Linked DNA regions of Homo sapiens: all the other regions are linked to region 1. A link is a loop called in an ENCODE intact Hi-C map of the cell type or tissue named here. Cell type or tissue: endothelial cell of umbilical vein. All regions are shown on one strand.

Evidence for each region. A loop is a pair of places that touch in the nucleus more often than their neighbours do. Peaks named below come from ENCODE experiments on the same cell type or tissue, not always from the same donor. Only the 100,000 strongest peaks of a DNase experiment are listed, where the experiment ranks them.
Region 2: a loop joins it to region 1, with 10 times the contacts of the local background. A loop is called at or near these places in 11 of 110 quality-filtered maps.
Region 3: a loop joins it to region 1, with 5 times the contacts of the local background. A loop is called at or near these places in 11 of 110 quality-filtered maps.

What each region holds. Positions count from the first base shown.
Region 1 is chr14:21,915,283-21,920,282 of GRCh38, reverse strand. It overlaps TRA and TRAV13-2. Among named protein-coding and RNA genes, the nearest start is that of OR4E1, 240 kb to the right of the region's middle. In endothelial cell of umbilical vein, a CTCF peak has its summit at 2,255 (motif pointing left); DNase peaks (open chromatin) are centred at 2,362 and 4,282; H3K27ac peaks cover 3,309 bases.
Region 2 is chr14:22,097,927-22,102,926 of GRCh38, reverse strand. It overlaps TRA. Among named protein-coding and RNA genes, the nearest start is that of TRD-AS1, 380 kb to the left of the region's middle. RefSeq lists a silencer at 2,341-2,635 and an enhancer at 2,341-2,635. In endothelial cell of umbilical vein, a CTCF peak has its summit at 2,511 (motif pointing right); a DNase peak (open chromatin) is centred at 2,506.
Region 3 is chr14:21,976,095-21,981,094 of GRCh38, reverse strand. It overlaps TRA and TRAV8-6. Among named protein-coding and RNA genes, the nearest start is that of OR4E1, 300 kb to the right of the region's middle. In endothelial cell of umbilical vein, a CTCF peak has its summit at 2,727 (motif pointing left); no DNase peak of the experiment used is centred here; H3K27me3 peaks cover 393 bases.

The DNA.
Region 1 (5,000 bases):
TATTTATTAAAAACATTGCCACATACCTCAGAAAGAAAGATAAAGGTAGCAATAAAAATGAAATGTCTAGAAAAAAATTTAATTATCTTAAAACGATAAAGTTTTATGGAAAAGAATGACATAGATAAATGGAAAGAAATATGCTCTCAAATATTCAACTTATTCAAATATACATTTTCAGGAGTTTAATTATTCACACATAAAATTATACGTTTAATTCAACCACAAAGCCTAAGTTAAAATTTTGAATATACAATAGTTTAATCCATTTTTTCTTTCTTTAACAAACATCTATTGATTATTAACAATGTGAAAAAGCTTATGCTAGGTTCTGCAGAAACAGAGTGATTAAAAAACATAACTCTTCTCAATTATGTGAGAGAGTAAATATGAAGAGATACCAATAAGATTTTGAAGAATATACTGATGACTCTAATCTGAAGCTCACATTTTAAAATCACTTCCTGTTTTAATTTCCCTCGCACACACAGAGTATATGTCCAAACTAGACTCTAAAGGAAAACTCATCACGTTTTCCCAACAAGAAACAGCAGGTAGAAGGGACTGCCAAATTTTACCACAGATACAGAGAGTAAGAAAATAAAAATAACTGTGACTGGTGAAAATTTCTCACGGAGCTATTAAAAAGCATGTGTTTGAGGAGAGGACGAAGTGAGAAAAGCTCAATTCGAGATATAAGAATAGGTGAAAAAATCATGATCCTAATTATAATAGGACTCTATCAAGAAACAAATCTAAATATTAGGTTGGTGCAAAAGTAATTGTTATTTTTGCCATGACTTTTAATGGCAAAAACAGCACTTACTTTTGCACCAACCTAATATTAGCAAAACCTATCTGGGTACAGAATTATCAATTTTGTATTTTTTATATTTTACACTATCTGGTTTTGGCATGTAATGTTTTACAATAAGAAAAAGATAACAAAAGCAATTTTTGAAAACTAAAAGTTAAAATTTATCCATAATAGGGATTGCAATATTGACACTAAGGGGTTATTCATAGGAGAGAAGTCTGAATAGCAAATGTAAAGTCACCTTTGAAGACTAGATTACAAAATCCAACATCACTAAATCTCTGTAAGGATCCCTTGAGCAGAACCTCCTGATTGCTGAACATGTGGTGGGTGGCAGAGCCAGAGAAGGCATGGAAGCTCAGGGCCATTTTTCCCATACCTTGCCCTATGCGTCTCTTTAGCTGACTCTTTACTTTACTATGTACATGTGTGTCAAAACTTCATGTTGTTAACTTAAATGCGTACCATATATTTTTTTGAAAAACGGAATCCATTAAGCATCAACTGGCCAACAAAATGCTCTAAACCTTTCTGGGTCACTTTGAATCTAACCTCATTACATGGTTTTAATATCTATATGTTAGTTTCCACTTATGAACAAACAAAATGACAAGTGCTATAACTAAAATTTATTGCAAAGGAAAGGGATGCTGCTTCACCTCCCATCTCAGGTTTGGGTGATGGTTACAGATGCCTGGAAAGCAATGTGTATTCTCTGCACAAAAGTAGACAGCTGAGTCTCCAGGTTGAGTAGCTGCAATTTGCAGAGAGAGATGTTTCACTGTCTTATTCAATAAAACGGTGACTCTTTGGCCTTGCCTTTTGTCCATATTTGAACGAATGTCTATAATGAATTGAGGACCTTTTCCAGATTCTTGCTTGTACCAAATGAAGTAGTCTGAGGCGCTGTTTGAATAAGCACAGTTGATAATAGAGTTGTCACCCTCCTGGACACTCAGGGTAGGAAGATGCAGCCCCACACTCTCTCCTCTGCTCACCCCTGTGCAGAAAGAAAAAGAGAAAGGTTTATCAAGTTATTATTCTCCAGAATTTTCTTTTTCTATAGTAACTAGAGGAAGCCTAAATAAAGCAAGACTTCCCCCTGGATGTCTCAAAATCATCAACTAATATACTGTGTTACCCAAAACTCTAAACTTACAGTCCAGCTGCAGCCACAAGTACATAAATAAAGCTCGAATGCCTGCCATCATTGTTCTTCCCAAATAGGATCAGTCATAAACCTGCAATCTCCAGCCATAAGAGCTACTTCCATCATCGGGTATTCCTTTCTTTCCTCTAACAATCATAGTGGTTTCTCACATTGTCTACTCAGCCAATAGAAAAAGGCTCTACTTCTGCCATAAACCTATTTAATCAGAATCCACTAAAATGAAACCTCTGTGTGTTCTGCATCAGCAGAGAAGCACTGCCATCTTGTGGTCACATTCGTAGCTACTAAACTTGCAGTTTGAATGTTTTTCTATAACCCTAGGAGGGACTCAGATGCACAAAAGGAGCAATAGGTCAAACAAATAAAGTCTTCACTCTGAGATGAAGTTCACAGTAAGAATGTAGATATCAAGATTGATATTTATGCAAACTAATGAGTCATTGTTAAAAAGTTAGAAAGAGGTAGATGTTGCAGGTGTTTATACAATGATGCACCAAGTTTACATGTTTGAAATCAGGAAAACACCATGATTCACTGTCCTGGACAAACAAAAGTAATACATTCCCTTGCAGTCAAATCGGTCATCATGATTTGTTTGTTATGGAGAAAGACTCTTTCTTAAAGGAATATGTAAGCCAAAGATAAGAGTAAGAGAGAGAGGACTACTCAATATTTCACGTGCATATTATCTCAGGCTCTGCTTCTCCAAGACTGGTCTTCCCCATGACTTTCTATTCCCAGAGACTTGACAGTACCAACAGTCGAAATGTGGAATCTTTCTTTGGTAAGGATGGCTTTAATAAAAGGTAAAGAATTAAAGTACAATGATAAAGGAGGAAGGGAACAAGTTCCATGAGTTATTAAATACTCCAACAATAGGAAAGTTTGACCCATAGATTGGGCTGGTTTGCAAGGAGAAATCTGGCATGTTTTAAGAAACCTTTTCCTATTGCTATGTGGCTTGTATTCTGCAAAGTGCAGAAAAAACAAGGAGAAATTCTCAGAAAACATCAGGCTGCAGGCTCCAAAAATGAAACCACATGTAAATTTCTATTAAGGTGCTTTTATTTTCTGATACCAAAATGAATGATATCAATATGGCATGTCCTTAAATACAATGATTGACTCATATCTTCAGTGGAACTTGCCTCTAAAATATGAGCCAACTCCTCTGGCATGGACTGCTCTTGCCTTAGCCATTGCTAGCTCAGGTTCCATATCTGCCGTTTTTCTCCCAAACTCCACTACAGTGTTCTTCCCTAAGATATTGATAAAGTCCTTCAGTCTTGTACATTTCTGGGTTTATCTCTTCTTGCAAAAAAAATTGCTTATCTACTTTAATTTTTGATACGTTCTGATTACTTCCATAAAACTAAATCTATGGAAGCCAAAATATTGCCTGTGTCTGCTAGGAGGGAGAGTGCAAAACTAAATAAGTGACCATGGGAAATGGTTCCTCAGATACCAAGACTATCTGGTTTCCAGAAGAAAAGTGCATTTCCTGTGACTTGTACTCACTAGGCCCCTGGAATTATAAAGACTGAATATAATTTCTTATTCACATCTTGCACCCTTAAGTATGTAAGGACAGTTATGATGAAAAATAGCAACTAAAACATATAAATATAGATATGTATACATAAAATGTGTGTTTTTACATATGTAAAACTTCTCCATTCTAAGGATTTTCTCTTTTCTCACTCATTCCTCATACAATATAATTCTCAAATCCTTTATTGGATGAGTTTCCCTCCTTTTGGTGACAGATAATTTAGGTCAATATTTGGCCTTTTGAGTATAGCATTAAGAACTGAATGTAATGGTCTAAATATGACCACTCATATGGATCATAGTATTCCACATATTAACTATGCCTTAGGTATGGCCATCCCCTGGACAAAATTCCCAACCCTATGATTATTTCATTGAATATTACCTAACTCATTGTCAATGTGTTGGTCCAGAAAAGATTTTCTCACACCTTTATGAACTATCAACCACTTGAGGACATGTTACCCTTAGCTTCCCTATTCTAATTATTATTTTTTGACAATGTAGAGTAATGCTCACTATGTCCACATCCTTCCTTCAAGGAATATCCACCCAGCATAATGAATATATCTTACTATTTTTAGGAAAGTCCTTAGAAATACCTCTGGGGGTTGAGGGTGGCACCACCATGTTTGGCTCACTCCTACAGCAGCCAGTGAGTCATGGACTGGATTTCCTGGTAGAATAACAGTGGCTCAGCCTGAATATCTTTCTTGCCCAAAGTGGTAAATGTTTACACAAACTGGAACTCTCCGTTCTCATGGTCAAAGTGATTGAACCAAGCCTTTCCCGGAACCAAAATGCAGAGGTCAACCTGGCAGGGCTGCCATTAGATAGTTTCTCTTTGTTCAACAATATGTGCCTGCAGGAATAGGCAAGAGCAAGAAGCTAAGGAGGAAGGGAGGAAATCCAGTTTCTTTCTACTGCTAGATCATTTACTATCTAATGGTTTCATACTGGCATCTTGGATATAGTTTCTGTGTTTATAAAATGAAGTTGAACTAAAAGGTTTCTAAATGCTTTTATAGGTCTAAAATTCTTTTATACTATTTAACAAGGCAAATATTTACTGAGGACTGATTGTGTACAGCATAGAGCATGGGAGTAGGCAGAAGTTATCCTGCATCAAGGAACTCCCAAGACCATTTTCACACCCACAGGCAATCTAGTGGGTCTGAGCTTACCCTAACCAATCCTTGGGCTCCTTCAGAAGCAGAGACAGGGTCTTCTGTGATCTCAGCACTTTGGGAGACCTAGACAGGAAGATCACTTGGGCCCAGGAGTTCAAGGCTAAAGCAAACTATAATTGTGCCACTGCACTTGAGCTTGGGCAACAGAGCAAGACCACTTCTCTTAAAAAAAAATTTGTTTAAAAAAGTAACAAAGTGGCTTCATGATATGTATATGATTCACTATGTTTGTTTGTGCATCCTACCATTGTATCTTCAATTATAAGAAAAA
Region 2 (5,000 bases), 180 kb before region 1:
CCCACATGTTGAAGGAGCAGTGTCCAGATCAAGAAGATATACCTCTAACAGCAGGGAGAATTCCTCTATCTATAATAGTAGGACAGAATCCTGCAAGGTATAGCCACACATTTGACCTGAAGTAAAGGCCAAGCCTGTTGGCAACTAAATACAGCCTTACGAGATTCTCTTTCTGGAAGAGTGCATGATCCTAGTTTCCTTCCTCCCCACTTTGGCCACAGGACAACTCAACTAGTAATATCAATCTTTATCATTCTTAACAGCCTAATATATCAGGGAGGATTCTAAATGTACCCACCCTGATAGTGAAGGGAAACAAGGTCAATTTGCTTTCTCTGTTTTGAGCAAACAGTGGGCCTGTATATCAACTCTTATGCAAGGAGTGTGTGTGTGTGTGTGTGTGTGTGTGTATGTGTGCACACAGAATTTTTTAAAACATAAAAATATATACATATACATGAGTCCTCTGAAAAACTTTTGCAACATAAAAGATAAGATGCATGCACTACAGAGAAAAATGCCTCAGAATTTTTTCTACCTCATATCCACAGTGAGTAAAGTGAGGGATTTATAGATAAAATTTTTAGTAAGATTATTTATTAATTCCCCCAAAGTGCAAAAATAAACCAATGTAGATAAACCAAAGCTAGTATTCAACTATTTAGCCTTTACATATTTAAATATTACGTTAAGAAACTTACAGGATATAAATCTTGACAATTCTGGATAAATAACACAAAGATTAATCCAGCTTAAACTGTTATATTAATATTTGAATTGCAAGGACTCTGGACATAATTTTACCTTTTGTGCATTCATTCAACAAACATGTATTGTTTGTGTCTCCTGTGTGCTAGGCATTGTTCCAGGCATGGAGAACATGGTGGTGAAGAGATAGAAAAGGGACTAGAGTGCAATGAGAAGAAGTTAAATAAATGAGTTTTTACAAAATAAGATAATTCTATACGGTGATAAGCTCTATAAAGACAATATAGCACTGTAATGAGATAGAGAGTTATTCTTGGGGTGAGAAAAGGTATCTGCTCTACATAAGGCATGGAGGGAAGGCTCAACTCTGACACTTTGTGATGCTAGGCAAGACATTTAATCTCTCTCATATTCAATTTCCTTTTCTGTAAGTAACCAGTAGCTTTTTGTTGGTACTGGGCTAAGCATTGGCATTTGTCATTTTGTTTATTTCTCAAAATAACCCTTTGTAGTAAGTACTATCAATATCCACATTGTAGGGATAAGGAGACTGAAGCATAAAAGTTATTAAGTAATTTGCTCAAGATAATTCAACCAATGAGTGGTAGGTCCAGAAATGCAATCCAAGCCTATATAATGGTTATGCCATTACATTATAAGTAATGGAAAAAGCAGAAATTACTTTTACACCAACCGAATAAATCATCTAATACAATAACTTCTGTATCTTAGGCACTCAACCAGATGCATTCAATATAGAAAATATTGGGGGGTTGGGAGACTGTATCTGAAATTGCAGTGCAGTCTATCCACAAGATAAAATTCAGTATTTTTCCGAGGGGCATTTTGCAATTTGCATAGCATATTTTATGTACTATAATACATATCCATGTTCTATCATGTTTCTTACTGTTAGTGGGAAATCAGTGGCGTTATGATGCTATATTGGGAGGTTGGGCAGCATATGATAACATGGAGAGAGTATGCTGCACTGTGTTCCCTACAATGGCTTATTTCTCTCCATCATTGACTCTTGTTCTCACTTCTTAGGATATTTCTATACTACAGTAAGGGACAGAGCAGTAGATGAACTCTCACTTAATAGAGAAAAACTTCCCACCTTGTGCAATAATGCCAACCTTTGTTTCCAAGGTATTCTATTAGCTTAAACCATCCCATATATTATATTTGCCATTTTGAAATCAATCAACCTCACATATTAAGGGAAAAATATTTTAAAAATGAAATTTAAAAAAGTCCCAGCCAGCGCCTCTGCCCGGCCGCCCCGTCTAGGAAGTGAGTGCCTCTGCCCGGCCGCCCCGTCTGGGAGGTGTACCCAACAGCTCCGAAGAGACAGCGACCATCGAGAACGGGCAGTGATGACGATGGCGGTTTTGTAGAAAAGAAAAGGGGGAAATGTGGGGAAAAGAAAGAGAGAACAGATTGTTACTGTGTCTGTGTAGAAAGAAGTAGACATAGGAGACTCCATTTTGTTCTGTACTAAGAAAAATTCTTCTGCCTTGGAATAAATAAATAAATAAATAAATACATAAATACATAAATAACTTGTGAGGTCTGGATCCAGGCAATGGAGACAAGACACAGTAGCAGGGACAAGCTGCGTAAGGGATAAAAATTGCTTCCTTCAAAGAAAAAAAAAAGTCTCAGCCAGTCCTGCTGAATCCTGTCTCACATGATTACTACCATGGGAAGGTTACTGACTGGTTCAGAAATGCTAGCTCCTATTGCAACCAGGCTTCATCACAGCTTAGCCCGTGAACACTGGAGGGCAGCAGGGAAGCCAGCGTAAACCTCACCAAATAGTTCAGCGGGACACCAGGTGGCAGTGCTTCAGAACTTGGTGCTTTAGTTCTCAACACGTGGAATACGCTAGAGCCTGATTCTCAAAGAAGGAATATACAATAGAAAGATTTCGATAAAGGCTTCACAAAGTGGTGACTTTTGCGTAAAGACGTAGAGGAGTTCAGAGCTACACCATGAGGTTTTGTGGGGGTATAGCATTGCAGGCAGAGTGGGCAAAGGCCTTGATATGGAAGCCCGCTTGGAGTGTTTAAGGAATAGTATCTCATCTTTCCCTCTAGCCTCTTGTGCTTCATAGCACACTACTGTAGAAGAGACTCACTGATACATTCAGCACTCTTAAATACTTAGTCGGTGATTTCCTCCATCTGTTGATCCTGAGGCAATTTGTGCCTAGGTTTGTCATCTTGTCATCCTCACTGAGAAAGCCAATGCTGCTGCTTTGTGGCTATTTGCTTCTCCATAGTCCAAACTTTGATTTTTTAGGAGCCCTCTAAGATGTTACACCCTGGCTGACTTTAGTTAGAGATGCTTTTCAAAGTTAGGGAAAGCTGTGTCTCATTTCCCAAATATAAAAAATTGGAAGACTAAAACCTATCTCGTAGGGTGTATGATGCTTAAATTAGGTAATGAATTTGAAATGTATAAATAGTGCCTGACATATAGTATGGCCAATGAATACCAACTTTCTTTTTTCCTAGTAAAACCTGCTTTCCTTCAGTGTTCCGGTCTTTAGCCTGTTACTGCTTTTTCTTCTTCCACTGAACATGGTTCAATGATGGACATGTTAAAAGAAAAACTTTAGACGAATTAAATTTTACAGAGTTTAATTAAGCAAAGAACGATTAGAGATTCAGGCAGCCCCCCACCAGACCAGAACAGGTTCAGAGAGACTCTGTCACTGCCACATGGTCAAAGAATATTTATGGACAGAGAAAGTAAAGTGACTTATAGAAAAAGGAAGTAAGGTACAGAAACAGATGGATTGGTTAAAGCTTGGCATTTGCCTTATTTGAACATGTTTGAACAGTTGGCCACCTATGGCCGAAACTTAGGGATTGGTAGAGAGCAGACTGTAGCCTGTTTATGCATCCTGTTAGGTTACAGGGCCCTATGTATGGAGAAACCTTTGCCCTGAGTTTTAAATAAATAAGGAGGCAGCTTTAGGCTAAACTTAATTTAACAGAAGTTTCTAGAAAACCTACTTGGCCATCCCTTCCCCTGGAAGTAGTCACTATTTTTCATTATCCTCTTGTGGTCATTTCCTCCTGGCTACATTAATACAACTGGGGTGCTGAAAGGGCACAGGGGGATCACTCAATGGGGTTTCATTTTCATTTTCCTAATGAGTAATTATATTAAGTGCTTTTTGTGTATGCTTATTACTATTAGATATCATATTTCTGAAGTGTCTCTTCAAGTTTTGGCCATTTGTATTGTTTTCTCATTGCTTGTTGACTTGTACAAGTTTTTTATATATTCTGCATTTGAATCTTTTTCAGAAATACACCAATGCAAATATAATTTCCCAATCTGTGCACTGACTTTCCACCTTTTTAACAATGATTTTTGACAAAGGGTTTAAAATTAGACTTTCATGTTCATAGGAAGCTAGCTAGAGAGTTTTTTTGTTTGTTTGTTTGTTTGTTTGTTTTGTAAGTACTCTAAAAATACTTTTTCCTCTTTGGCTTCTGTTGATTTTGATGAGAATTCAGCAATCATTCTTAAAGACATGATATATCATGATATATCATGATATATCAACTTTCTCTGGCTGCTGGCAAGTTTTGCTTTGTTTTAGTCCACTTAGACATTCTGAATATGGACTTTCCTTCCACATCTGCAGTGCTTCTGGCAAAACCACAGTGGTGGGCTTAGAGAATTCCTTACTCAACTTTATGGCATTCTGTATAACATTGCTCCTGACCAAGGAGCTTGTTTTATAGAAAGTCAAGTGTACCAGTGAGTTGAGGTGCTTGCTGAAAACAGATTATGAAATGGGTAATGGAAGAGGTAGTTATAGAAACCAGCTACAATCATGTGACCATTTGTGGAAAAAAAGACTATACTGTTATAAACATTTCTTTTTCATTGTGATATGAAAATATTAAAATACATGTCAACCATTTTTTACTCTCCTCCCATTTGCCTATACATAATAGTGAAAGATATGTTAATAAGTTACTCTTATAGCTTGTTATATCTCAGAAGCTAAACTACAGGATATCAATGGGAGAGTGTGACTCAGCTAGAAGAGGAAAGAACATCACCCAAAGATGAATAAATACTTTGTATTCTCTTTAGGGGAGAGGGTTAGGGTATGTGTGGTTGAATGAAGAACAGTGGCATCATATTGGCAGGAAGTATGCTTTTTAAAATTGCCTTTATTTGAAAGCTAAGTGCTATTAAAAGAGGTGCATATGGATGTCAAGTTTACAAGGTGGGGGTATTGTGGTAACTTTGTACTGTCT
Region 3 (5,000 bases), 61 kb before region 1:
ATTAAATTCAGGATATTGAAGAAACATTTTCTCTCCCATGGTCACTGCCGCATTATTCACATTAGCCAAGATATGGGAACAACCTAAATATCTACTGATGGATGAATGAAGAAAATGTGATATATGCATAAAATGGAATATTCTTCAACCTTTAAAAAAGGAGATTCTGCCACATGCAAAAACATGGATGAACCCTAAGGACATTATGCTAAGTGAAATAAGCCAGTCATAGAAGGCCTGCATGAGATATCTAAAACTGTCAAACTAATAGAAGTAGAGAGTAGAATGGTGGTTACCATTCTTGGGGCTGGGGGAAGAAGAAGTGGGGAGGTGTTGATGAAGGGGTACAAAGTTTCTATCAGATAAGATGAAGAATTACTAGAGATCTGCTATTCAACATTGGGCCAATAGTTAACTGAGTTGTACACTTCAAAAATTTGTTAAAATAGACATCATGTTAAGTGTTCTTGGCCTGTAAAATCTGAACATAATCAAAATAACAGGCCATAAAAGGCACAATGAAAAGACAAATCTGTAAGAAAAACTACAAACGAAAATGAAATGAGGACGAAAGTAAAACTGGAAGAGGTGGCACGCTAAGAAGTAACTAAAGAATGTCAGCAGCCAAAGAAACCATAAGCAAGAACCTGAGTCTTTGGTGCAAGAGAAGAAGCCAAGTCTAAATATTTTTTATTATAAACCCTCTACCCTCTTTTAGCTCAATTCATAGGAATATTTTTAAACTACTTTAAACACATGTTTTATAATAAGGGAAGAATACAACTTCATCTCATTTTAAAAGAGGAGATTTAGGCAATTGTAAATATTTTTAAGAAGTGAGATGATTCATTTCATAATTTTTGTCATCAAAAATTACAAAATGTTGAATTAAGGAAGACAACTTCTGTATGTGTGAACATTTTATAATACTTTGAGAGGCATTTTTTAATTCTACCATGTGATCAAACTACAAATAAAAATTTGGAGTAATAATCATGTACATAAAATATCTTAACATGTTGGTTTTTCGATATAATTATTTCAGAGTAAGTAATAGGGTACCCTGGTCTTGGATATGCCCATTAGAATTCATATACTCTCTGATAATGCAACTGGAATTTTTTGTTGTGTAATTTTATATAATAAATCTGTGTAATCTCTTAAAATAAAATGCCTCGGAGTTTTAAAGTAGTTTTTAAAGTAGTTGAATCTAGGGTATTTGATATCTTTATATTGGTTACATTTTTATCCCTCAAGTTTGTAACTTGGAAATCACTGGAATAGCTGTTTTAAAAAAGATCACAACTTGACAGCTTAGTTTTTCAATATTGTATTAAGATTTATGTTTAATTTCCTGTTTTGCATAATGCTCACAAGATTAAAAATCTTGATATTATGTCTAATTTACTTTAAATATGTCAATACCACACAGTGGGATATTATGTATGTGCTAGAAGTTAAGCTTCAAATCTAGGTTGAGAATCTACAGCACACTGATTGAGAATCTGTGCTGTATGGGTTACCCTAATTGAGAATCCATCCTGCACAGCTTTTAGCTAACATTCTAATCAATTACATCGGTTATTCACAAGTTAACACCTGAGGCAATACTAATCATAATGGTTGCTAGAAATAATTTTGTATAAAAATGTTGTTGCCTTTTATTTCGGAGTTCTGACACCTTATGATGTGCTTTCTTCAGAGTGTGGAGGAGGTCCCCACTGAAGAAATTCATCAGGAAACCTCCATGTGGGACAAAGCATATCTGAATGTGGCATGACATTGACATTGGAGCAATTATTCCGGAGACAAACCCTACCAAGGGCTCAGCCCACCCTGCCCTATGTGCCTTCAAAACGGGCACAGAAAAAAGGGACCCTCTTGAAAGCTCCACAGGTTGAGTTCTTGAGTCACAGAAAGTCTCAGCATCTCAGGAGGTTTGTGTTCAGCTCTCCTGCAGTCTCAGGCACTGTGTCACTCACAGCACAGAAGTACTCAGCCGTGTCGCTTATATGGACTGAGGGTTTCCTCAAGTGGAAGGAAGTTTGACTCTTGTTAAATTCAGCCTCAAAACCGTTGATGCTTTCAACCAGGGTGGATCCTGATAAATACTTCAGGAGAAGCTGGAGTCCTTGGTTGGGGTATTGCACATACCAGAAGAGATACACTGAAACAGACGATGAGTAGTTGCACCTCAGCTCCACAGGGGCTTCTTCAAAGACAGGGACTTGGCTGTCAAGCTGGGTCACAGACTGGGCTCTGGTTCCTCCTGCAACATCAATGCTGTTTGAGTAAAAAATGTGTCTCAATTTAGATTCAGTTACAACACAGTCACTTCTGTGGAAGGAAAAAGAATGGAATGTTACTCACCCAGGGTAAAAATCACCTGGAACGCTGGGACGAGCAGCAGGAGCATGGCTGAGCAGTGGCAATGCTGCAGGACCTTAAGCTGGGCGGACAGAAGCCAAGGGCGCTGAGCCTCAGGAGCTAGGAACTGTGAGGAGGTTGGATTGGACAAGTCCCTGGCTTTGAAAAGTTTCAGAAACAGAAAGAGGCTTTCCCTTAAGGAGCCTGGATGTGTTCTGACCTCTTGCTCTCGTCACAGCTCCCTATCCACACAGACATCAACGAGCTACATCAGCCAGCTACAGGGAGGAGGCTCAATGGATGAGGATGGTCTGCGATGAAAACAGATGCCTACTTGATGCAACATCGCCCTCTAGAGGCAACAGGAGGAACCACGGATCCAAGGGAGCAAGCTGTTTCCTTCTCATTTCAGACATGATATCAAAACTTCAACAGAAAGCGTTTCTTTCCTCCTGAATCTGTGATGATGTTACCTTCTGTATAGTACATGATATTAATCTCAAAATTATTGAGAAATTGAAGCCATAAAGCAAATTGCAATAAATTCAAAAATACCAAAATCATACCAAGCATAATCTTGGACCACAGTGTAATAAAAATGGAAATCATTACCAAGGAGATCTCTCAAAACCACACAGTTACACGGAAATTAAACAACTTGCTCCTCAATGACTTTTGGGTAAACAACAAAGTAGAGCAAAAATTAATGAAAACAGAAAGACAAAATTCCAGAGTCTTTGGTTTGCAGCTAAAGGTGTTAATAGGAAAGTTTATACTGCTAAATACTTATATCAAGAAATTAGAAAGATCTCAAGTGAGCATTCTAGCATCACAATTAGAAGGACTAGAAAAAGAAGAACAAACAAAGCCAAAAGCTAGCAGAAGAAAATAAATAAACAAAATCAGAAAAGAACTGAACAAAATTGAGACTTGAAAATCCATACAGAGGATCAATAAAACCAAAAGTTGTCTTTCAGGAAGAATAAACAAGATTGATACACCACTAAGTAGGTTAATGAAGAAAATAAGAGAGAAGTTCCAAATAAGCACAATCAGAAATGACAAAGGAGACATTACAATTGATCCCATAGAAATACAAAAGACCCTAAGAGAATACTAGGAACACCACTATTCATAAAAATTAGAAAACCTGGAGAAAACGAATAAATTCCTGGAAGAAAATAACCTCTATATATTCAACCAAGAAGAAATTGAAAACCTGAACAGACTAATAATGAGTTCTGGAAATGAGTTAGTAATAATAATTTTTTAAAACCTGCCAACCAAAAATAACCCCTGGACTGGATGGATTCACAACAGAATTCAGCCAGTTGTACAAAGAAGAACTGGTACCAATCCTACTGAAGCTATTCCCAAAACATTGAGGAGAAGGGTTCCTTCCTAACTCACTCAATGTAGTCTGCATCATTCTGATAGTAAAATCCAGCAGAGACACAATGAAAAAAGAAAATATCAGTCAATATCCCTGACAAACTTAAACGTAAAAATCCTCAACAAAAATACTAGCAAACTGAATCCAGCAGTACATCAAAAAGTTAATTCAAGGTCAAGTAGGCTTCATTCCTGGGGTGCAAGGTTTGTTCAACATAGACGAATCAATAAATGTGATTCACCACAGAAACAGAATTAAAAGCAAAACCATATGATCATGTCAATAGATGCAGTCAGCTTTCAATAAAGTCCAACATCACTTTATGATAAAAACCCTCAACAAACTAAGCATGGAAGGAATATACCACAAAATAATAAGAGCCACCTATGACAAACAGCCAACATCATACTCAATGGGAAAAAGCTGGAACCATTCCCCTTGAGAACTGGAACAAGAAAATAATGTATACTCTCAGTACTCCTATTCAGTATAGTATTGGAAGTCCTAGCCAGAGCACTCAAGAAAGAGAAAAAAATAAAGTGTACCCAAACAGGGAAAGAAGCAGTCAAATTATCCGTCTTTGCTGACAGTATGATTTGATATCTAGAAAAACCCTCAAGGTTCTGCCGAAAGGCTCCTAGACTTGATAAAAGATTTCAGTGAAGTTTCAGGATGCAAAACAAATTTGCAAAAATCAGTAGCATTGCTATACACCAATAATGTTCGAGCTGTCTGTTCAAGCTGACAGCTGGGACACTGGAGTGCTGGGCCGAGCAGCAGGAGCATGGCTCAGCAGTGGCAATGCTGCAGGACCTTGAGCAGGGTCCTAAAGACTAAAGAACAAAATTACATTTGCAATAGACACAAAAAGAATAGATACCTAGGAATACAGCTAACCAAGGATGTGAAAGATCTCTACAAAGAGAACTACAAAACACTGCTGAGAGAAATCAGAGATGGCACACAAAAAAGGAAAAACATTGCATACCCTGGATTAGGAGAATCCATATCTTTAAAATGTCCATACTACTCAAAGCAATTTACAGATTCAACGCTATTCCTATCAAACTACTAATGCCATTTTTCACAGAATTAGGAAAAAACTATTCTAAAATTCATATGGAACCAAAAGAGCCTAAATAGTGAAAGCAATCTAAGCAACAAGCACAAAGCCGGAGGCATCACACTACCCAACTTCAAGCTACACTACAAGTCTACAGTAACCAAAACAGCATAGTAC